Linked DNA regions of Mus musculus: regions 1 and 2 are each linked to region 3. The links are chromatin loops, found by intact Hi-C in ENCODE. Cell type or tissue: heart. All regions are shown on one strand. Each heading gives the region's core, and the rest is flanking DNA. Links, peaks and the distances in the headings are about the cores only.

Evidence for each region. Hi-C counts contacts between places; a loop is a spot of excess contacts. Peaks named below come from ENCODE experiments on the same cell type or tissue, not always from the same donor. Only the 100,000 strongest peaks of a DNase experiment are listed, where the experiment ranks them.
Region 1: it touches region 3 in a loop (5-fold over the local background); 18 of 42 quality-filtered maps call a loop at or near these places.
Region 2: a loop joins it to region 3, with 2.1 times the contacts of the local background. A loop is called at or near these places in 5 of 42 quality-filtered maps.

Annotation. Positions count from the first base shown.
Region 1 is chr15:59,288,126-59,295,669 of GRCm38, forward strand. It overlaps Gm36617 (a long non-coding RNA gene), which reads left to right. Exons shown (of 4, transcript XR_875370.3): 4 at 3,456-3,826. Among named protein-coding and RNA genes, the nearest start is that of Sqle, 23 kb to the right of the region's middle. In heart, for the core only: a CTCF peak has its summit at 3,549 (motif pointing left); a DNase peak (open chromatin) is centred at 3,556; H3K27ac peaks cover 372 bases.
Region 2 is chr15:59,128,770-59,136,313 of GRCm38, forward strand. No RefSeq gene overlaps it. Among named protein-coding and RNA genes, the nearest start is that of Mtss1, 51 kb to the left of the region's middle. In heart, for the core only: no CTCF peak of the experiment used is centred there; no DNase peak of the experiment used is centred there; H3K27ac peaks cover 1,373 bases.
Region 3 is chr15:59,078,947-59,086,490 of GRCm38, forward strand. It overlaps Mtss1 (MTSS I-BAR domain containing 1), which reads right to left and starts at 3,080. Exons shown (of 15, transcript NM_144800.2): 1 at 2,510-3,080. The coding sequence starts at 2,581. In heart, for the core only: CTCF peaks have their summits at 2,272 and 3,321; DNase peaks (open chromatin) are centred at 1,675, 2,415, 2,655 and 3,195; H3K4me3 peaks cover 2,992 bases; H3K27ac peaks cover 3,159 bases.

The DNA of each region.
Region 1 (7,544 bases), core at 1,556-6,555, 210 kb after region 3:
GGCGAGCTCACTGTGTTTCACCTGAGCATTTCCTGAGCACTAAGGGGCCGATGCCACAGCGGTTATTATTTGTCACACTGTAAGACTTACAAAGGAGCTCACTGGGAGTGCATATGACATGCAGAACAATGACTACTAAGTCACAAACTGCTCCTAGAACCTTCATGATGCCGCTTTTCAAAGCCAGACCTGGGATTTCTGTCACAAGGAGAGGACATCCAGTGAATGGCTTCAAACAGCTTTGATGTCCTCTCAGATGAAACTGATTTCTTCTTTCTCCATGAAGAGAGAAGAAACTGCATACATGCACTCAGCACAGAGCCTCCGGAGAGGCAGTTTTGGATTCCGTGAATACAGTAATACCTAGGAAGCAAAGACCCAGGCAGGGAATAGGGTGCTTGCCTGGCATATGTGATGTTCTGAGTTCAGTCTTCCACATCTAAAGGTGAGGAGGGGCAGAACACTCCTTCATGGAGCTGACATTCTAGGGAAAATGGAACAACGGGCTAGGGAGGTGGGTCAGTGAGTCAGGTGCTGGCCATGCGATCATGAGGCCTGAGTTCAGATCCATAGAGACAGTGGGAAAACAGGGCATGGCCTTGTGTTTTTAGGCCTGTGACCCTGACACGGGTGAGTGTCTTAGTCAGGGTTTGTATTCCTGCACAAAACATCATGACCAAGAAGCACTTGGGGAGGAAAGGGTTTATTCAGCTTACACTTCCACATTGCTGTTCATCACCAAAGGAAGTCAGGACTGGAACTCAAGCAGGAGCTGATGGAGAGGCCATGGAGGGATGTTCCTTACTGGTTTGTTTCCCCTGGCTTGCTCAGCCTGCTCTTATAGAACCAAGACTACCAGCCCAGAGATGCCACCACCCACAATGGGCCCTCCCACCCTTGATCGCTAATTGAGAAAATGCCTTACAGCTGGGTCTCATAGAGGCCTTTCCTCAAGTGCTGGGCTGTGGGTGTAGGGGAAAGGGGGGAAGGGAGAGAGCCCGAGTCCGGCCTGAGTTCCTGTGTTCTGGACAGGCAGACACGGGAGGACTGCTGGACGCTTTCCACTTGGCCCTGGGTGGGCATCTGACTGTGTGAAGCCACTGACCCCACATGGCAGGGGGTGGACAAGGGGCAGCCCCCGTACCAGGTTCTCAGTCTCTGGCATCCCATCCTGGATATGGCAGAGGAGCTAAGAACAGAATAGGGGTCCTGGGGATACAGAAAGAGAGCAGAGGGAGAGAGGTTTCCACGCAGGTTAGAGTCCTTAGTCTGGTCCATGGCTGGAGCACAGGAAGGCCTTCTGACAGGAGATTAGGCACGACTCGTTAGGAGAAAGCCTATCCCATCGTCCAAGCACAGCGGGCCTTGATGAGCAGAGACAGTCTATGGTTTTAGAGCTTTATTGTAGAAAGGCAGGGGGAAAGAGAGAAGGTAGAAAGAGGGAGAGACCGGCCATGGCCAAGAGGAGAGAAGGGGGAAAAGGAGAGAGAGAGAAGAAAGGCTAGAGAGTACAAAAGAGAGAGGAAGAGAGTGAGGAGGGGCTAAATAGCCCCTCTTATAGTGGGCTGTTATCTTGCTGTTGCTAGGTAACTGGGAGGAGTCTAGACTGAAGGTCAGAAGCTTGGGACGTTGTGTACATGACTGAAAGCCATGAGCCTCTCCTGTGGGGGCTGTGGGGACAGTAACTTTGACAGGAGCCAGGGTCCAGGAGACATGAGGGAACACCTACTGTCCCATGTAGGTGGGAATTACCATCCATCATGTTCTACCGGGGTTCCACCTCCCAACTCGACTGGAGACCAAGCTGTCTGTGCATAGCCCATTGCCCCACACACTCAAGGGAGGCTCCTTTCTCTGTGATAATTCCAACTTGTGTCAAGTTGGTATTACAAGACCAGCCAGTAAAGTGATTGGAGGCAAACAGCCAGCTCATCTTGCCAATCCAACAGAGAGAATGAGTGACCCAGGAAAACACGCTGGGCTCTAGATACTGACTTGTGATCTTCACACAGGTTCATATTCACAGCAAGTATATCCTCACACATATGCATAGCACACATGTACTCAGACAGACAGACAGACACACACACACAACTAATCTAAGATGCAATGTCAGATAGTAGGTGGCTGGAGTGTAATTTTTAGGCAAGATAGTAATGAAAGGAAAATGGAGCCAACGGTTCCTCCCTCTCAGAGTTATGTTTAAAAATGTAAAGTTCTTCACCTTCAGCCAAAGCCTTGTCCACCCCAGACCCACTTCCTGCACTATCTCCCCTAGGAAGAACCCTTTGACTGAGCTCCAAGCCCTCAACATGCCGGAGGACTTCAGGCAATATGTTTTCCAAGGATGCCATTAGTATCTTGTAGCCAAATCTGACTTTTGAACAGCAGAAACTAAATATCACCCAAATCTGTCCCTTTGTGGTCACCTCTCTGTGATAAGTTAGGCATGGTATATCTCAGGTGAAGTGAGGCCAAATGCGAACTTTATAAACACATGGAAACTTGAATGGGCCTCAGAGCCTTGCTGTTGATAAGCCTGGACTATGTCTCATAAAGACTGTTGGAATAGGGTGGGTATCCTTTTCTTAAGACTCGTCCAGATTGCACAGTGAGGAACCCTGGCCAGACTCTAGGCACCATTGGTGCTGGTCATTTCTGAAACATGCAAAAGCAACTATATTGCACTTCTGAGGGGTATTCCTATTTCTGTTCCTTTCTTAGTTTTCTAGTGCTACTGTGACAAAACGCCACAGGAGGGGGCCAGGTTAGTGGTGCATGCCTTTATTTTTTTTTCTTTCCAATTTTTTTATTAGGTATTTACTTCATTTATGTTTCAAATGCTATCCCGAAAAAATAGTCTTGCTCCTCCCACATCCTCCACCATAACCTGGGTGTGAAGTGAGGTTAACCTGGGTGTGACATGAGGTTGGGGCTGACCAAGGCAAATGGACTCCTAGGAGGTGAGGTCAATTTTGTGAGTGGTTGATTATAAGGGGAAAGGACACTCTCAGTGCCCACCTCTCCCAGGTCTGTGTATAAAGACCTGACTTTGTGTAGAGACCTGTATGGTACCAAGAGTTAGAATTTTCCTGCACATCATCAGGACTGTCCAGTCTTGGTCTTTTGACATCTGGCAGGAGATTGGCATGTAGTGGATGGGTGCTAGGTTGAGAACATTTGAGACTAATAAATTTATTAGAAAATTTAACCTTCTCCTCTGCCCTCTAAACCTCTCTCTCCCCTCCCTCCCTCCTTCTCTCCTTTCGCCCCTCTCATTCTTGCACACGTTTTTTCTCTCCCAATACATATAATACACACTTCACATAATTACATAATTGTAGTTATATAATGTGACTCACATTAGAGAGTATCTGTGGCCATAATCCTCTATTACTTCCAGGTTTGTCTGAGTTACATAGCATTTACACAATATTGCTTTTGTTTTTTTCTAGTGTTTGTAGACCATGAGATTAAGCAGTCAGCTTGCTCTGCAACACTGCTTTCATTTTGTTGCCATCTTACAAACAGCTGCCTCTGGAGCCACCTGCTGACACAGTGTAGAATCCTTTGCAGCTAAGATCACTAAGCAAAGCGGCTCTCCAAGCAAACAGGAGAGAAGCTCAAGATTAGACTCTGCTCCATGGACTTCCCACAGCCAAGCAGTTAAATCATCCTGAAAATCTCACTGGTCATGTGAATACTCGGATCCAGTAAATGGGGTAGCCATGTGAGGTCCTCTAAAACTCAGGGACCTTTGATTGAAACTACTGTTGACGTGGTTTTGAGCAAGGAATAAATACTGATCATGGCTTGCCACCATCTATATCTGCCATATCTTATACCCAACATGTAAATGCTGGTATTTATTCCACATGCAACAAATAAGGAATATAGATTCGGAATCTGTCTCAATTCTCCCATAACAGAATACTAGCAATACATCAAATTTGCCATAGTCCACTTTGCCCACTTAGTGATTTGTTTCAAGAACTTTCCACCTGGGGACAGAACTTTTTCACATGAATGTCTGAAGAGTTTTCTGTAGAAGCTGAATTGCTATAGCAAAGGGGGAAAAAAGTTGGGATTTTGGTAAGAAAATGTGTTTTGTTCCTTCCCGCACTGTGGGCCCCCCCCCCCCGCCCCGCCCAAGGTCTGGCCAAAACTGCATGTGGTTGTGCTTTTCAAATCTCTGTTTATCTGAGGATAGAAATTGTCCCAGAGTTTCAGCATTATTTGCAGAACAATAGAGAATAGAGAATAATTCTCTGTTCGTGCTTTTTTATTAAATTGTTCTCCTAGTTGTATTCCAGACACTAGTTTAAACCCCTTGTCTGTGTTTTGTTTCTAAGCCAGCTAGTGGTTTGCTCTTTAACCTTATTCATACTCTGGCTATTTTTCCTATGCTAGAAAACAATTTTTTTATTTGTAGTGCTTTAGTCCCTTTAGAAAGCTCTGACTCAATATATATTTCCTTCCTTCCTTCCTTCCTCTTTCTTTCTTTCTTTCTTTCTTTCTTTCTTTCTTTCTTTCTTTCTTCCTTTCTTCCTCTCTAAGACAGTATCTTGGTGACCTTGATGACTTCAAACTCATAATCCTCCTGCCTCTACCTCCTGAATATTTGGATGGCAGACCTGCCTTATCTGGCATCAATGGGAGAGGAGGCTCTTGGTCGTATGGAGGCTCGATGCCCCAGTGTAGGATTGAAGGTGTCATGCAAAGGATTTGAGGTTTGGCATTATGAAGCAAGCCTATGAGAGGCTATTGGTGAAGCCCAGTTGCAGCAGAAGACCCTAGCATAGTGGAGATGCCAGTATAATGGGATGATCACTAAGAACAGCAGCAGTAGTGGAGTGGATCAACCTGAGCTTAGAGTGCTACAGAGGGCAGAGCTGGAGAAGTGAAGCAAGCCCTTTGGAGGAGCTCAGAAGATCATGTGTGGATCCCAAACACTGAAACAAGAAGCTGTAACATTGAAGTTACATTGAAGATGCCAGAGTCGTGGGCTATCTGCTGAGGAAAGCTGCTAACGGAGTGGAACCAGCCTGGGAGAAAGAAGTTGGTTGCAGTCAACAAAAATGGAAAAAAAGAGTTGGAGATCTGAAGACCGCTTTGACATCAGACGTGGAGATGCAGAGTTTGGAGTTGCCCAGCTGGTTTCCTATCTTTTGCTTTGGGGATTAAGTGATTGGATGAATCTCAGACAGGACCTTGAACTTTGGGCTTTTAACAGTTGAGACTGCTATAGACTATAGGGGCTTTGTAAGTTAGAATCAATGTATTTTTATTATGCTATGTTTAGGTATGAGCCCCAAAGACTCATGTTTGAACAAGCCAGGGAGTGGAATGTGATGGTTTGTATATGCTCTGCCCAGGGACTTTCACCATTAGAAGGTGTGACCCTGTTGGAATAGGTGTGTCACTGTGGGCATGGGCTTTAAGACCCTCATCCTAGCTGCCTGGAAACCAGTATTCTGCTAGCAGCTGTCAGGTGAAGATGTAGAACTCTCAGCTCCTACTGCACCATGCCTGTCCGGATGCTGCCATGTTTCTGCCTTGATGATAGTGGACTGAACCTCTGAACCTGTAAGCCAGCCCCAATTAAATGTTATCCTTACAAGAGTTGCATTGGGGGCTAGTGAGATGGCTCAGTGGTTAAGAGCACCGACTGCTCTTCCAGAGCTCCTGAGTTCAAATCCCAGCAACCACATGGTGGCTCACAACCATCTGTAACGAGATCTGATTCCTTCTTCTGGGGTGTCTGAAGACAGCTTCAGTGTACTTACATATTATAAATAAATAAATCTTTAAAAAAAAAAAAGGAGTTGCATTGGTCATGGTGTTTGTTCTCAGCAGTAAAACCTTAACTAAGACACCTATGAACCACAACAACCAGTGTGGCAAGATTACCATAGGAGTACAGTAGTGGCCTACATGACCTTGGTATAATCTCAAAAAACTGTTTTAAAATGTACAAAGTAACAATGTAACAGCTCTCTAATTGGACTTTAGACTCACTCAGCAGAAGGGAAATCACACCAGGTACTGGAAACCTAGCCAACTACCCAAAGTAGTGACGTCATGGATCTTGGAGGAACACCTACAGTTGCTACTGTACTGACACATTCTGTGAATTAGGTTTGCTGCAGACCTTTTTTGGTCCCTGTCTGCAGAGGATGAGTCTCTGGTTGCAGGTAGACAAGGAGTTGGCAAATGAATGACAAACAGAAGCAACACAAGAGATTGTGTATAATATGAATGTAAAAGTCGAGCATCAAACTTTTTATACAGAAGAGTAACAAGAAACCAGGCAAACACATCCTCTCTAAGTTACAGTGACACAATACAAAAGAAATGTATATATCAAAAGATGGCAGGGACCAGGCCTTGTTTACCACTAAGAAGGGAGCCAGGTATAATGCTAGTCTATTGTTAAATCCACCACCAGGGGTTCTTAGTAAATGCCTGATTATGCTGTTTCTTTGGGCCTAGTGAAGAAACCTGTCTCTGGATTCCCTAACTCTTTCATGGTAAACTCACCTATTCACTAGGCCATTGCGAATTCCCTTGTCTGGGTAAGACTGGCTATTGTCCCAAGTAAACACTCTGCAAACCGGCCCTGATCTATTTTGGCTCTGTTCTTTGTAATGCCTAATTAGTTTCACTGTCTCTATTAGAAGTAAATTTGAATGTTACTGAATAGGTAACCTTCTTACTGAATTCCAAGTTTGTCGCTTCAAGGGTTTTCTGGAATGTTGGAACACTGGGGAAGGCTTAGCTATGTCAGAATTTAATCTTTAAAGGCACTTATAATAAAATACTAAAAGAGAGCACGTGTAAAAAGAGAGCACGTGGATCCATACACCAGACTAACGCAGGGCTAAGGTATGAGTATATGGGTTATAAGAATGCCTGGTTCCAGGAGGTTGAGTTTCCTTGAAACTCCTTGCCTTGTGAGAGCTTCCAGGCCTCTTGGCCTACCAAGCAGACTTCACTGGAGTGTGCGTAGCATAGGTTTAAAACTTGTATTGTGTTAATTGGATTCCTAAAATTGCAGGAGAATCCTTATGAAAGATGCTGAGGGTCCTTGACCCCCAGTTGGTTCTGATTGGTAAATAAAGTGGCCAGCAGCCAATGGTTGGTCAGGGAGACAGAGGTGGGACTTTAGGATTTGTGGACAAAGGGACAGAGAGAAGAAAAAAGAATTGTGGCTGGGCAGTAGTGGCACGAGCCTTTAATCCCAGCACTCGGGAGGCAGAGGCAGGTGGATTTCTGAGTTTGAGGCCAGCCTGGTCTACACAGTGAGCTCCAGGACAGCCAGGGCTATACAGAGAAACCCTGTCTCGAAAACACCCCCCCCAAAAATGTACAAAGTGGTTTTGCTCTTTTCTAAGAATTTGAGTAATTATCACCTTTATCTATTAAAAGATTATCATGGCAGCCAGGCGTGGTGGTGCACGCCTTTAATCCCAGCACTCAGGAGGCAGAGGCAGGCGGATTTCTGAGTCAAGACCAGCCTGGTCTACAGAGTTCCAGGACAACCA
Region 2 (7,544 bases), core at 1,501-6,500, 50 kb after region 3:
CCTGGGAGCTATAAGAAAGGTGGTTGAGCAAGCCCTGAGGAACAAGCCGGTAAGCAGCGTCCCTCTGTGGGTGCTGTGCTGCCATCAGCTTCTGCCGCCTGGTTCATGCCATGTTTGAGTTCCTGTCCTGACTTTCTTCGATGATAAACTGTGATTCGGAAGTGTAAGCCAAATAAACCCTTTCCTCTCCACATTGCTTTGGTCCTGAAATTTCATGACAGCAATAGGAACTCTGACTAGTGTAGTAGCCATGGTGTTTCCTGTTTTCCAGTGTTAGCTCCTCTCGTTAACTGCTTGCCTTCCATTATCCTACCAATTCCATGCAGTGTGTGCAGTCATGTAGTATATAGTCATGTAGTATGTGTAGCTGCAGATGCATTTGCCACCTATTCTGTGTACCATATAGATGCACATATACATGACTTACTACTCTTCTTTAAAGATCTTCTTATATTTTATTTTATGTGCATGAGTATTTTGCCTATAGTATGTATATGTATCTGTGTGTACCTGGTTGGAGGAGGCCAGAAAAGAGAGTTGGATCCCCTGGAACTGGAATGACAGCTGTGAGCTACCCCATGGGTGTGGAAACTGGAACCAGATCTTCTACAGGAGCAGCAAGTATCTCTGCAGCCCCTTCTATAAAGCGCACTTTCATGCTGGTGAGATGGCTTAGTGGGCAAAGATGCCTACCTCCAAACCCGAGGACCTGCATTTGATCCCCAGGACCCACATGGTACAAAGAAAGAAGCAATTTGAAAGTTGTCCTCTGTCTTCTACAGTGTGGAATGGAGAAAGTGCACACACACACACACACACACACACACACATTCATGCACACAAAATTTAAAAATATGATAGAGTACACCCTCATATAAAACAGCTTCATCATTTCTCCGAAAACACAAGGCCCTTGCATTCTTAAACTCCACTCCCCTTTCCTTCCTGTCTTGTTCACAACATACCATCCATACCCCAGAGGAGGAGTAAACCACGCAGGCTATTTACATCTAGGTGGTAAAGACAGGGAAGGGGTATAGTATAACTTTATCTGCATATTTTGCTTTTCCAATAATAGGCATATCAATATATGCCAAAATAATTAAAGACCAAAGGAAAGAAAGGACATGTGCTGTGCTGACCTTCCTTTATGCTCAGCTGCTTGGCAGAGATGGATTCTCATCTCCCCCATGGGACCGCTTTGGGTGAATAAGAATGTGGACTGGGTAGTGAGCTACTTGGAAACCCCCAAGGACGAGTGAAAGATACAGAGACACTGTGTAGGCAGGTCGGGAGACAGTTCAGTCCATCTGAGGGTGGCCTCCAAGTTCCTCCACCTCCAGAGCTCATTGCGATGGACCACTCCAGGGTGATCTGCAGCTCAGGACTGATGTCCTGCGGAGGCTACTTAATCCAGAATCCTCCCTCCTCAGATTCACCAAGGGCTGCCAGCGAGGCTAGACACACAGAAGAGCATTAGGCACAGATCCATGGTGGCCTCTTGTTCCCCACACTGCCTTATTATTGCTCCTGGCCCTTTGTCCAAGTCATGGGTGGGTCAAGCTCAAAGCCTCAGACCTTCTCTGCATGCCTTTGATTCCTGAGTCCAGACCCATTAAATTCTTGCTGCCTGGGACCTTATTTATGCAAACTCTATTCTCTGCTAGGCAGATTAAGTCAAGACACGGCTTTGCATTTCTCTAATGCTTTTGAACTGTCTCTACCCAGATTTTCCTTTGGCGGCTCCCAGCAAGAGTACAGCGGAATTGATGCTTTGTTTCCTATTGCCGGAGTGATAGAAAAACCTGCTGGTGTATCTCTTTTCCTGACTTTATAGTTTTAATGCAAAAAGGAATCACTTAAAATGTCTTTTATCTATTACATTTGTACTCTGAGGGCACAAAATCATAGCCATGAAGTCCTCAAAAATGACTTTTCTATTTTGCAGGTTACATGTGCAGAGGCTCAGATGGGACACTCGTAATTGAAAGGTGACACAGTCTTGGCATCCCAACTGCAGGATATTACTGTTTATAGAACTTAAGATGATGCATATTGATGTTCAAAGCAAGCCCAGCATCTCTCTCCTTATTTATTATATTAAAATATTTCTCTTTGAATTAAACAATCGCATTTTCAACAAGTGCTATGATGAAAGAACACTCTTAAGGAATTTAAAGACTATGATCGAGTTAGATACACATCAGGTCTTTCCTCGGTAACTTTAATTCTGTCTATCATCATTGTCTTCTCTTACAACCACAAAAATCATAAATAGTTGTGATGAAGGGCTGTCCACGCCTTGTACAAGCTCGTTTGTTCTTCCCCCAGAGACTCTGAGGTAAGTTCTATAAATAGCTTCCTTCAAAGACACAGGATTCAAAGTTTTGACAGGCAGCAAATGGCCATTCCAGAATCCCGCAGTTGGAGAATGGAAAATTCAAGTCTCAAAGCCCCAACCCTCACTTCCTGGTTTCTTTGTACCTCCTTGATTAGTTTATTACAGAAAACATGTGCCTTTCTTTATAGATTTATTCATGTGTATAAGTGTTTTGCCTGCCACATATGTATGTGCGACACACGTGTGCTTGGTACCTATCGAGGTCAGAAGAGAGTATTGATCTCCAAGAGCAGAGTTACGGGGTTTGTGAGCCACAATGTGTGTGATGGGGACTGAACTTGGGTCCTTGGCAAGTGCAACAAGTTCCCCTAACCACTGAGCTATCTGTCCAGCTCCACATACATTCACCTACTGAATTTAGGTCAAGAGTGAATTCACAATGATTTGCCTTTGATCTCATCCAAACTCAATGCATATTTATTATGTATTGACCTCATTTGGACCCAATGCATATTTATTAACTATTGACCTCATCCCAACCCAATGCATATTTATTAAATATTGACTGTGTGTGAAGTACTAAGACGTAGTAGTGTATAAGATGTAAGTAATGCAGAAACAAGACTCCTGTTTGGATTTTCCTTCTTTGTGTATTTGTGAGTGTGTGTGTGTGTGTGTGTGTGTGTGTGTGTGTGTGTGTGTAGGGGTGCAGGTGTACACAGGAGTGCATGTGAGTGGCAGTCAGAGACCCAGCTTGTTTTTTTAAGATAAAGTCAGTATACACTGGTTTAGAACTCACCAATTAGGCCTAGGGCTCACTGGTCCCAGCCTCTCCAGTGCTGTGAGTTCTAGCATGTGCCTCTATGTCTGGCATTTTTACGTTCTGGAACTTTAGCTCAAGGTCTCATGCTTCTAAGGCGAATGCTTTACTAACTAAGCTATCGCCCCAGTTTCTAGTTAGGACTTCGTACTCTAGAAATAGTATTGAATATAGTAACAGTTATAGAAATAGAGCATTGGCTACACACTATAATATAAGACATAATAAGATGAGAAAGAAACACTTTTTGACATTCTACTGTGTCAGGAACTGTGGACACATTATGTGGTTTATTTAGTTTACTGTCGTGTGTGTGTGTGTGTGTGTGTGTGTGTGTGTGTGTGTGTGTGTTAGAAGATGTTGTAGAACAGCAGTTATCAACCTGTAGGTCATGACCCCTTTGGAGGTTGCATATCAGATATACTGCATATAAGATATTTACATTATGATTTTTAACAGTAGCAAAATTACAGCTATAAATAGCAACAAAATAACTTTGTGCTTGGGGGTCACTAGAACATGAAAAACTCTATTAAAAGGTCACAGCATTGGGAAGGTTGAGAATCGTTGGTGTAGAGGGTCTGCTGCCTTAATTTCATGTCCACAGTGCATGTGTGAGAAAGGGGAAGGCTGCTGTGTTACTGAGGATTTCCAGGGAAACAGAACCAATAGGGTACATGTAATTAGAGACTTATGAGAGTGCCTCACATGTAGGAGAAGCCCCATGATCTGTCACCTTCAGCTAGAAGCACTTGAAAGCTATGACGTAGCTTCAGTCTAAGCCTTCAGGCTGAGACACAGAGAACACATCGTTAAGTTCCAGTCTAGCACATGGGATGCAGAGGCAGGAGGATCTCTGTGAGTTTGAGGTCAGCCTGGTCAACACATAGAATTCTAGGACAGTCAGGACTTCGTCGAGTGACAAAAAACAAACAGAAATAAGTTCCAGACTGAGCTCACTGACCAGAAAACCAGGGCCACTGGAGTTGGCAGGCAGCAAAAGATAGATTACTCAGTGCATATAGAGATGAAATCTACTCTCTGCCACCTCTTTGTTCTAAACCCTCAGTAGAATGAATGGTGCCTACCCACTGTGGTGGAGGGAGATCTTTACCAGTGTATGGATGCAAATGGGCATCTTAGCCAGGTGTGTTGTACAGCCCCATAATTCCACCCTTCAGGAAATGGAGGCAAGGAGTTCAGGAGTTGAAGACCAACCTCAGCTACTCATTGAGTTCAAAGCTAGTACTGGCTACACTCCCTGTTTCAACAAAGAAGCAGAGCTTGTCTAGAAACACCCTCACAGACACATCTACAAATAGTCTTTCAGCATCCATCTGGGCATCCCTCAGACCAGTCAAGCTGATAACTAAAATTACCCATCACGCCCATAGACCATGGTTTGATCCTTAGCCCTTAATGTCTGCTTTGGGAACAAATACATGTTTAAGTATTTTTTCATATTGCTTTGAGTTCTGTGATTGTGTGTATAACTGTGTGTGGGTATGTGCATTTGTTAATAGAGCCTCAAAGGAGCCAGAGGCATTAGAGTTCTCTGGAGCTGGGGTTCTGTGCAGCTGTGATCTACCCAACAGAGCTTAGAAGCAACTGAACTCAGTCTCCAAACAGTGACATACTTAAAGTTTAGGGGTTGAGAAAAAGCATGGCTGGATGGAGAGCTGGCATCTGGTGTAGTCGAAAGTGGGAAGAGGAATGTGGAGATGACGTAGAGATGGGTATTTCAGGGGCCAAGATGTGGCTGAGCTGTGTGCTTGCCTTGCAGGCCCAAGCTTCAGTCACCAGCACAAGAAAAAAAAAAAAAAACATGTTTGGGGCTAGAGCATGTTTAGATGGCTTAGCACTTCAGAGCACTTGCTCCTCTTCCAGAGGACAAGAGGCCAGTTGCTCAGAACCTACATCCAGCATATATATACACACACACTCACACACTCATACATACACACACATACACACACACACTCACACTCACACACACACACACACTCACACATACACACACTCACACACACACATATACACACACAGACACACACACTCACACACACACACACTCTTTTTATATATATATATATATATATATATAGTCATATATATATTCCTAAATAAAAATAGTAGCTTAAGGCGGGGGTCACAGGGGCGGGGCCTTTAGTGGGGTCACGGGGGCGGGGCCTTTAGTGGTGGGATTGCGACAGGGTGGGCTTCCGTGACTGATGGGAGACAGTGCTGATGTGGGGTTGTGGGGCCAGCATGTGCCGGGGCAAGCTCTGCTTGGGAGGAAGATTCACTTTATGAGCTTTGGGCTGACTCATGGCCAGTGTCACATCTCATATCCTGCTTCCTGCTGGACCCCAGATGCTTTTTCTAAGCTTCCTTCTGTCCTGAACAGTGGACAAAAGAAAACCCCCCGAGGGTAAAAAATCCACATTTAACAGGTCTTTCTATTATTTTCCTCCTGTAAGTGAGTCTTCCTCAGGAAAGTAGTTAATGAATCCTTTTTAAAAGTTTCAAAGAGGTTCCTCAGTGGACAAAGGCACTTGTCACCAAGCCTGATGGTCTAAGTTCAATTCCTGAGCCCCACATGGTGGAAGGAGAAAGCCAATTCCAGGAAGTTGTCCTCTGACCTCTATATACCCACCAATGCATGCATGTGTGCACACGCACGCGCACACACTCACACACACATATACACACACACACACACACTCACACACTCACACACACACACACTCACACACACATATACACACACACTCACACACACACTCACACACTCACACACACACACACTCCCACACACACACATATACACACACACAGACACACACACACAGACACACACACACACTCACACACACACTCACACACACACTCTCACACACACATATACACACACACAGAGACACACACACTCACATACTCACACACACATACTCACACACACACACATACACAAACAAATAAATTTAACTCTGCTAATAACAGAAATTCTCATTGAAATGCATGATTCTGTACCAATGGTTTACAAAGCTGGTGGCTCTGGTCGCTGGTCGCTGTGTGGCTCAGGCAGCCCAGATACCAGCAGGTAGTGCTTGGAAAAGTGTGTTAGTTGATGATTGATGTCCAGGAACTGTCAGAATCCCCTAGAGGAAATCACTGAAGACTAGCACAGAGATTTGTAGCAGAGGAAGTAGCTATAGAATTATTTAGAAGAGTTACACATTTAGGAAAAGATGATGTTGCCCCTTAGAGGAAAGGCTAAGGGAAATGGTACTTGATATATGGTGGAATATTAAGCAATATATAATTACAATTTAGTAAAGTTTAAATCTTAAAAAACAAGCTCAACCATCAACGTCATATTTGAGAACCTAAGTCTCTCTGAGCATTGCAGCTAAAGTTAATATTTTTATTGTTTTCCTATATCAGTAGTTGTTCTTTCCCATTTTTCCAGAGATATTCCATTATTTTTTATGTGCAAATCTGGTAATGAAACCCAGGCCCCTGACCATGCTGGGCAAGGATTTTAATACCCAGTTATATCCCTAGCCCAGTTCCCTGCTCTTCTGTCTATAATGTGTCCATGCAGAGCCACACAAAGATGCTCCCCATGTGTGCATAGAAAGCTCACGTTATTGCTTGGGGGTTGTTTTTTCCTTGAACCAGACATTATGTCTAATTCTGAAATATTAACTCATCACTTATGAAACATTTTTAGTTATGAGGAAAATGACCTGTGGAGCACCAACTGAGAAATACCAATCTCTGCTGGTCTTTACCCTCCCCTCTCCTCCACTCCTAGAGAAATATTTTTTACATTTCATCTTGCAGAAGAGCAGGGATCTTGCCTCCATTTCCATCTATCTCATAGGCAGTGACAGATGTCATCCCTTTATCCAGAACAGTGTTCGTGTCTTTGCCACAATAATTTCAGATGGCCATCTCCTGTCCTAAGTAGAGCATTCTAGGCTAGAAACCATCATACAACTCTACCACACTGTAGAGGAAATTTAATCCAGCAAAATGACTGCTCTGGCAAGAGATCACATCCAAAGACCTTCTGGGTCTGTATGATCCAGCTGGAATACAGACATGCCTTTAATCCCAAGAGACAGTGGCAAGCAGATCTCTGAGTTCAAGGACAGCCTGTCTTAGAACAAGTTTCAAGTAAAGATAAATTTAAGTCCAGGTGTGGCAGCCTGCACCTTTAATCCCAGCACTCAGGAGGCAAAGGCATGCAAATCTCTGAGTTCTAATCAGTTCTGTTGAGTCAGTAAGTTAAGAGGCAGCTCTGTGGAGTAGAGTTTGTGGAGTTCAGAGGCAGTTTTCACAGGGTCAGTTTATAGAGACAGGTTGCTAAGAGAA
Region 3 (7,544 bases), core at 969-5,968:
TTATGAAGTCTCAAAAGCTATTCAGAAAAAAAAAAGTTCTTAGCCTTTTTCTCACCCCAATTTAACATCACTTTAAAAAAAAAAAAAAAAAAAAAAAAAGCCCTAAAAATGGTACCATGATGACAATCCAAATGGCTTCTCCCTAAAAGCAAACAGAAAGGGAACCAAAAATATGATAAGCTGGTCACGAGTTTAAAGATGGGAAGGACAAGGAGGTCACCACAATGACTGACTTTCTTGCCGACAACGCCACATATCCATATATCCTATGCTGTCTGTCCTAAAAAGCCCAATTTAATCTTGTCACTTCTCTTTTGAAGTGTCATCGCTGGCCACTCCATAAAAGAAGGCTTCTAAGGAAGAAAACTCCATGTAAATATTTAGCAGTTCCCTTTCGCATAAAACAACCTTAGAAATCAGACAACCTGCATGCTCTCTCTCCCCGATCCCTCTCTTCCCCCAAAGGGCCTAAAATCAGAATCCAAAGCACAATGTAGTTTTCTGCTGTGCCTCCAGTCTGAAATATTCTACTGTCAAGTGGGGAAAAAAATCTACCAAACTCAAAGAGAAAGAGACTAGAGCGGTGTGTAAGAGGTCTTCCACCTACAAATGTCTAGGCAGGGCCTACACCAGGCATCCAGCTGGTGGGTGGAAGGTGGCACAACCCCATCCTTGGGGAAGGATTACCTTCTGAAGGGCTTTGGGTTCAAACCACCTACTGAAAAGAACTGAGCCCTGATTTTGGATTAAAATAACAACAGTCATAGTCGTAGTCGTCATCATCATCAAAGGTAGAGAAAACTCCAGGTGTGATTACTCTGGGGCTGAAGTCAGGGATCGGTTTAGATCCCTGGATTCCTCATTTCTATTCAGGGACTGGAAACATCATTACCTCCTCAAAAAAAAAAAAAAAAAACTCCTCTGCACATCACAACATACAGTGTGTGTGCCTCAAACCAAATCTTGTTTTGACTCTAGTAAAGTGGGTGAAATTTAAGTTAACAATAAACACCAGAGTCCAAGCAGGGGCATCAATCTTTGTTCAAAAGAACACTTCGATAATTCAATGTGGATTGAGGGCAAAGGAATGAAAGGGGCTGTCTTTGAAGAGACTAATCCATCTAATTCCAAACCACTGGATTAGAGGCATTCCTGGGCGAGCAGGCTCTGGCTACAGATTAGGCTACAAGGATTTCTGACAAAAGGCACGAGCTTGGTAGGCTTGCAAAATGGACCTGAGGGGGACCAACCAGGCACCTTGGCAAAGTTCACACTAGATGAGGTGACAGTTGGTTCTAAAAGGAGGAGGCAGGCATGACAGCTGAACATTCCTCCCCAAAGTCCATGGCGAAGGCCCACGGCCTCTCCAAACCTTACACTTCATCAGACAAAAGCTTCCCCAGGCGCCAGGCAGCGGCTGAAGAGGGGCTGTCCACACCCACTCGCCAACACAGCTTTCCAAACCTGCCCACTCTTTTGGAAGCCGAGCGCTTAATTAAACACCACCTCCCCGGATCTGTTGAGGCAGACTGGGGCTGGCCTCGAGCCAAAGAGAAGCTCCCTAAATACACTGGAAAAAAATGCCCCCCACTACCGCCCCCAATTCCCACTTCCAGGCAGCTCCTGGAACTGCTTCTATCTTATTAGGGTGGGTAACCTAAGTCACGGTGTACCTCTGAGCACCAGAAAACCCACAATCGAGGATCAGGTTATCTCCAGTCCCACCCTTTGCAGGAAAAGGCTAGGGTTGTTCCCCGCCCCCAACACACTCGCGCGCACTCACACGCACACACAATCCTTCCCAGAGAAGAGTGGGGTGTGGATGTGTGTTTGAGAGAGCTGGGTATAGTAGTTTTGGAAACCTCAACCTTGCCTTCCTGTTGTGAGCCTCTCAGGCTCGGGGTCCCTGGGAACTTCTGCGCCAAGCCCCGGGGGAGGGTATGGGGAATGCAAGGAACACCATCAGCAGCTCTGGAACAGACTAATTAATAACTAATTTGCTCAGATTCCCCTACTCCAGGTAGACCTGAAAGCCAAGCTTGTAACAACCCTGCCACCCAATCTCCCAGGCCGGAAGACTCTTTCCTGCAGCCAAGCAGGGGCCCCCACTACCGCTCCACCACCGCGCCAAGCACTCCACCCCAAACCCAGGGAGTCAGGTGTCCTCCAGGGCGTCCATCCTCCACGGGTCGCAGACACTCAGTCCAGGGACAGACAATGGAAAACTTGGAACTAGGGCCCTAAACCCCCAAAGGAACAAGATGGTGTCGCCCCCTGGGATTATGAATGCAGGGGTTGGTAAGTGGCATCAGACTCTCCCCCACTAGCCCCCGGGAAGTCGCCTGCCCAGTGACCCAGCACAGCCGGAGCAGTGCGGCGGGTAAGAAGGTGACACCCGGGTCGCCAGAGCTCCCGCAGGTGGCCGGCAGCGCCGGCGAGGGCCAGGCCGGCCGCGGTGGAGGGGAAGCCCCGCGGCGAGGTCAGAGCAGCCGCGCCCCCAGCGTCCTACCTTCATGTCGCTGATGATGGTCTGGAAGAGGCCTCCAAGCGCGCTGCATTCCTTCTCGATCACAGCCTCCATTTTCCCGGCGCGGCGGGGACAGGACACGCTCTCGGGGCGGCTGCACTGCGCACGGGGCCGGGCTCGCTCAGCCCGGGAGCGGTTTCACCCTGGGAGCGACCTACCTCCGGCTCGCCGCCGGTTTTGCAGAGAGCACGCGGTGCTCGCAATTTACTGCACTCTGCCCCCCCAAGTCCCAATCCAAGACGCCCAGCCGCTCCGGAGGGCGAGTCACCTATGTGCAGTGCTCGGCTCCTGGTCTCAAAAATGCCCGGAGAAGACTGACAATCAAGCCACCAAGAGTGCCCACGACGGAAAAGGCGAAGCCCATCTTGGTGCAGAGAAAACCGCCCGCTGACCCGGGGCCAGCGCCATTTACGAAAAAAAAAAAAATGTCTTCCAAATATAATTTTTTTCTGAAACTCCAAAATAAAGAAAGAGAGAACGAAAAAGGGCAGCAGCAGACGAGGTCAGCTCGCGTCGCCCGGATCTGTTGCTCGCAGACGCGGCCGCCGCCTCCTTTTTACTCCTGTGCGCCCGGCCCCGCGCTCGCTCTGGCGGTGCTCCCGGGGATGTTGCGAGGAGCGCACGCGCGCTCGCGACCGTCTGGCGCGGGAGCGCGGGGGAGGCGCGCGCCCGCGGCTCGTGCGTGAGCCGCCCGAGGGCGGGGCTGGGAGCGCGCGCTGGCTGAGAGGCGTGCAGAGCGCCTGCTGCAAGGAGGAGCTGGCGGGAGGGTAGGCGAGCCCGGTGTGCGTCTCCCGGACGTTCAGAGCGCCTCGTGCGGCGAGGGTCTCTGAGTGGAGAGGGCGAGTGAGCGCCCAGCCGCCCACAATGGCAGCTAGCGTGCAGGGAAGCCGCGCTGCACCTCCGGCCCCGCCCCTCGAGGGACCTGCAAGGTCGGCACGTTGAGCGCTGCGCCCCGCACCTGGTGAGCGACCAGTGAGGCGGGAAAGCTGTTACTGCTGTCGCTGCTGCAGCCTCTGGAGAAGAGGCCTCTTCGATGATGTCAGGACTGCAACGCCCGAGTCACGGCTGCAGGGAGCCAGCTACAAGATTAGGGAGAGTCTGGGAAGAGTATCCTGCGGTGGGATGCTGAGTTCCAGAAAGTTGCAGGGCGCTAGATTGATCTGCTGAGGCTGAGCGAACGCAAAGGGCATCAGGGTTCCTAATCACTTGCCCATCTGTCTGTACAGATCGTTGGCTGCATATGGCTGGAATGCTGATGGTTTTCCAGCCAGGGTTGCCATAGCCACAGAAAACCCCCTTGAGAAGTTTTTAAAAAGGGCACCAAAGACTGAGGTGGGCTTGATAAATGTGTCCCTAGCATCTCTGCCTAACTCCGTAGCCAGGAGCACTTATTCTGACGTCTTCCGGTGTCTGGTAGGGGATCAAATGGGCAACTTGTAAACGATCTTAAAGCACCTAATTGAACCGTTTGCAAGAGTCAACGGAACCCGTGTCGAGCTTGACCAAAAGGATCCTGTCAAATGCTGTAGTCCCAATTAACTCAGTTTAGTAAGTCATTCTTTCAACACTGATCAAAAGAATGTAGGGAACTCTGCACAGAACACTGATGTTTGTATTTTCCTTCAGGTCACTCTCCCTGACATCTGGAGAGGCCAAACCTTCTGTAAGTCACTTCTGTGCAGCAACCCTGCTGCTTCCGGCCCTTAAGGAGATTCAGTTGCAAATACCTCACCTGCACCTTGCCCATATTAGTACTTGACACGTGCTGTGTTCTCCGGAATTGTTTTTTTTTATGTTAATGTCGCTGTTATTATAATGATCCAAGTCACGGGACTGGCTGGTACAAGCTCCATTTTACAACCCATGAACCCTGTGGCCTTGAGTAAGTTATCTGAGCCCTCTGGGCCACAGTGTTCTCCTTGGTAACCAGGAGTGATGGTGGTACTTACCTGATAGCTGTCTTAAGCATTGCACGAGCTAATAAGTGAAAATGCTTCAAGTGGTATTTGATACAAGGGAAGTCAACACTCAGGAAATCCTCAATAAAAGTAGGCCAGGCCAAGAATCAAGTGCAATCTAGCTTCAGATCACCTATTGCAAGCCTGCAGTGTTGGCATGTGGTCACCGCAGAGTGCATTCTGCAACTTTATGCACTACAGCTAATTGAAGGTCCTTGTTTTTGTTGGTGGAAGAAGTTGGACCTGCCTTTCTGCCAAACTCCAAACAATATCCCTCAACTGCCCCTACCCACTTCTTGGTTCCTTTTCCCCCTAAGCTCCAACCGGGTTCAGTACTGACTTAGTTGTCCTCTCTTAAGACCAACACTAAGTTCTTTGAAAGGGGCTGTGTGGAAGGCTTCCCCCGAGAATTACAGACGCCCACCTCCATGAGACTATCCAGTTTTGGGTGAGGGAGGGGATCCAGGGCATTGCTTTCTCTCTGCTAGGCAAACACTGCACCAACTGAGAATTACATGCTAGCCCCCATGTTTTGTGTTTGAGATTTTTGAGCCAGGGTTTCAGTCTAAAGCCACACAAGCCCGGAACCCTTGCCAAGTCACCTGCCTCTGGCTCCCGGGCACTGGAATTGTGGTGCTACACCACCACGCCTGGCTTTTGGCAGTTTTAGATTGGAATCTAGCTGCTCTGTAAAGGGGTGTTGGAGAAATGAAAATGATGGGGTCAGACTGACTTACATTACACTAGATTCTGCTGTATTCCAGCTGCTTCCTAACTTTTCCTCCCCTCTGGCACTGAGTGCTTGCTTCTTTTTTGTTTGGGTTTCTCTGTGTAGCCCTGGCTGTCCTGGAACTCACTTTGTAGACCAGGCTAGCCTCGAACTCAGAAATCCACCTGCCTCTGCCTCCCAAGTGCTGGGATTAAAGGCGTGCACCACCACTGCCTGGCTTTTTTTTTTTTTTTAAGATTTATTTATTATTATACATAAGTACACTGTAGCAGACTTCAGACACACCAGAAGAGGGCGTCAGATCTCATTACTGGTGGTTGTGAGGCACCATGTGGTTGCTAGGATTTGAACTCGGGACCTTTGGAAGAGCAGTCAGTGCTCTTACCCGCTGAGCCATCTCACCAGCCCAAGTGCTTGCTTCTTGATTGTTCTTTGGTGGTAATGGAGGTGGAGGTGGAAGTGGTGGTGGTGGTGTGTAGGTGTGTGTGTTTGAAATCCTGTCTCCAAAAAAACTTAAAAAGAGAGAAAGTACGAGAGAGAGAGACAGACAGACTCCCAGGAACCAAAGTGAGGAATTTCAAACTCTCTGTCCAAAAGTAAACATGGCTCAAAATGTCCACTCCCCTTCTAATTCTTGACCTCTGGCCACTGGGCTATTTGATCTGTGGAGCCAGCCTGTTTCCCCAGAGCTCTTTCTCCACTCACTGACTGTTCCAAGGACTAGTGTGGGCCTCTATGGCTGATGCTTAACAGCGGTGCTACACATGTGGGTTTTGCTTCCCAGCCTTGCTCCTCTACCCTGGCCCTCCAGAGGGGTCTGTCCCAGCTGGTCTGAAAACTTTGATGTCTATTAGAAGTTACTGAGGAACTTTTAAGCTACACCAGACTGGACTCTGATGCTAGGAATCGTATTTAATTGGTCTGGGCTGCTACTGAGCCTTAGGATGTTTTCAAACTTCCCAGGCTATTCTAATATATGGTAAAGTGAAGCAACCTGATTTGGAAGGACCTTGAAAGGAGGTTCCTGTACCTGACCAGCCTAGCTCTACACTAAGCAGGAACTAGGCTCTGCATTCTTCTTAATTACCCATGAACATTTCATTCAATCCTCATAAAGATATACAAGAAGGGGGGGGGTGGATTTTGTTTGTTTCACAAAAACAGGACTGAATTAAACACGTTTTTCTGGATCTTGCTATTAACATTCAATTTCTACAGAAATCCCTCTGGATCAACTGATAGTATTCTCATCCATTCTTCCTGCACCCCTTTCTGTGCTGGGGTTCCATCCTCAGTCCTTTTAAGTTTTCCTTTATGACATAATTTCAGATGTACAGAAGTGCTGCAGCAATCGTGTTAAGGCTGTTCCAGTTACACGTCCTTAGGGTCCCTCAAGGCTACTCGACTCTGGTCCTTGCTTCATGCCTTGGCGGAGGTGGGGATGGTTAAAAGCCCTTGAGTGATGCTTAAGCTGCTTCATGTTGCTCTCTTTGACTTCTCCCAGATGGCAGTGAGACTCAAGGAAGACTACAGAGCCCTGACTGTTGTGAAGGGTCTCTGCATCCCAAGCTGTTTCGGTGAGCTGGTTAAGATAGTACCTAAGAGCTGGGACCTTACCCCACATAGCCGGGTGGTGGCGTTGGCGGTAAAGGCCTTTAATCCCCGCACTCAGGTGGCAGAGGCAGGTGGGTCTCTGAGATGAGGCCAGCCTTGTCTACAGAGCTACAGAGCGTACCTTGTTTTTGACACCAGGCTTTTCATTAGCCAGGCACTCACTAAGTAGATTCATCTAGCTGACCAGTAAGCCCCAGACATCCACCTGCCTGCGCCTCCCTGCCATTACAGTACAAGCCTGACGCTTACCCGCATGCGTTGTGACCATCAAACTTGGCTCCTTGTGCTTGCAAAGCACTTCGCCTACTGCTCTGTCTTTCCAGCCTGCGGTGACTCTGTCTCCACTTCTTCAGAATCAACATAATAGGCCAGCACAGTGGTGCACGCCTTTAGTCCCACCACTAGGGAGGCAGGGACAAGCAGATTTCTGTGAGTTCGAGGCCAGTCTGGTCTATATAGTGTGTTCCAGGACAGCTTTATCTATTTAGAAAGCTCGTACCTTGAAGAAGAAAATGAACCTCAAAATAGAATAGAATCAAATGAAGATAATAGACAAGTTGGGTGAACACTGAATGGGATACCACCGACCAGTACTTGTCACAGGGCTACTCACTGAGGACTGGATTCTTGAGCTGGCAAGACGACAGCTGGCAAGTGGGTTAGGTCACTTGCTGATGACCCAAGTTTGATTCTTGGGTCCAACACAGTGAGAGAA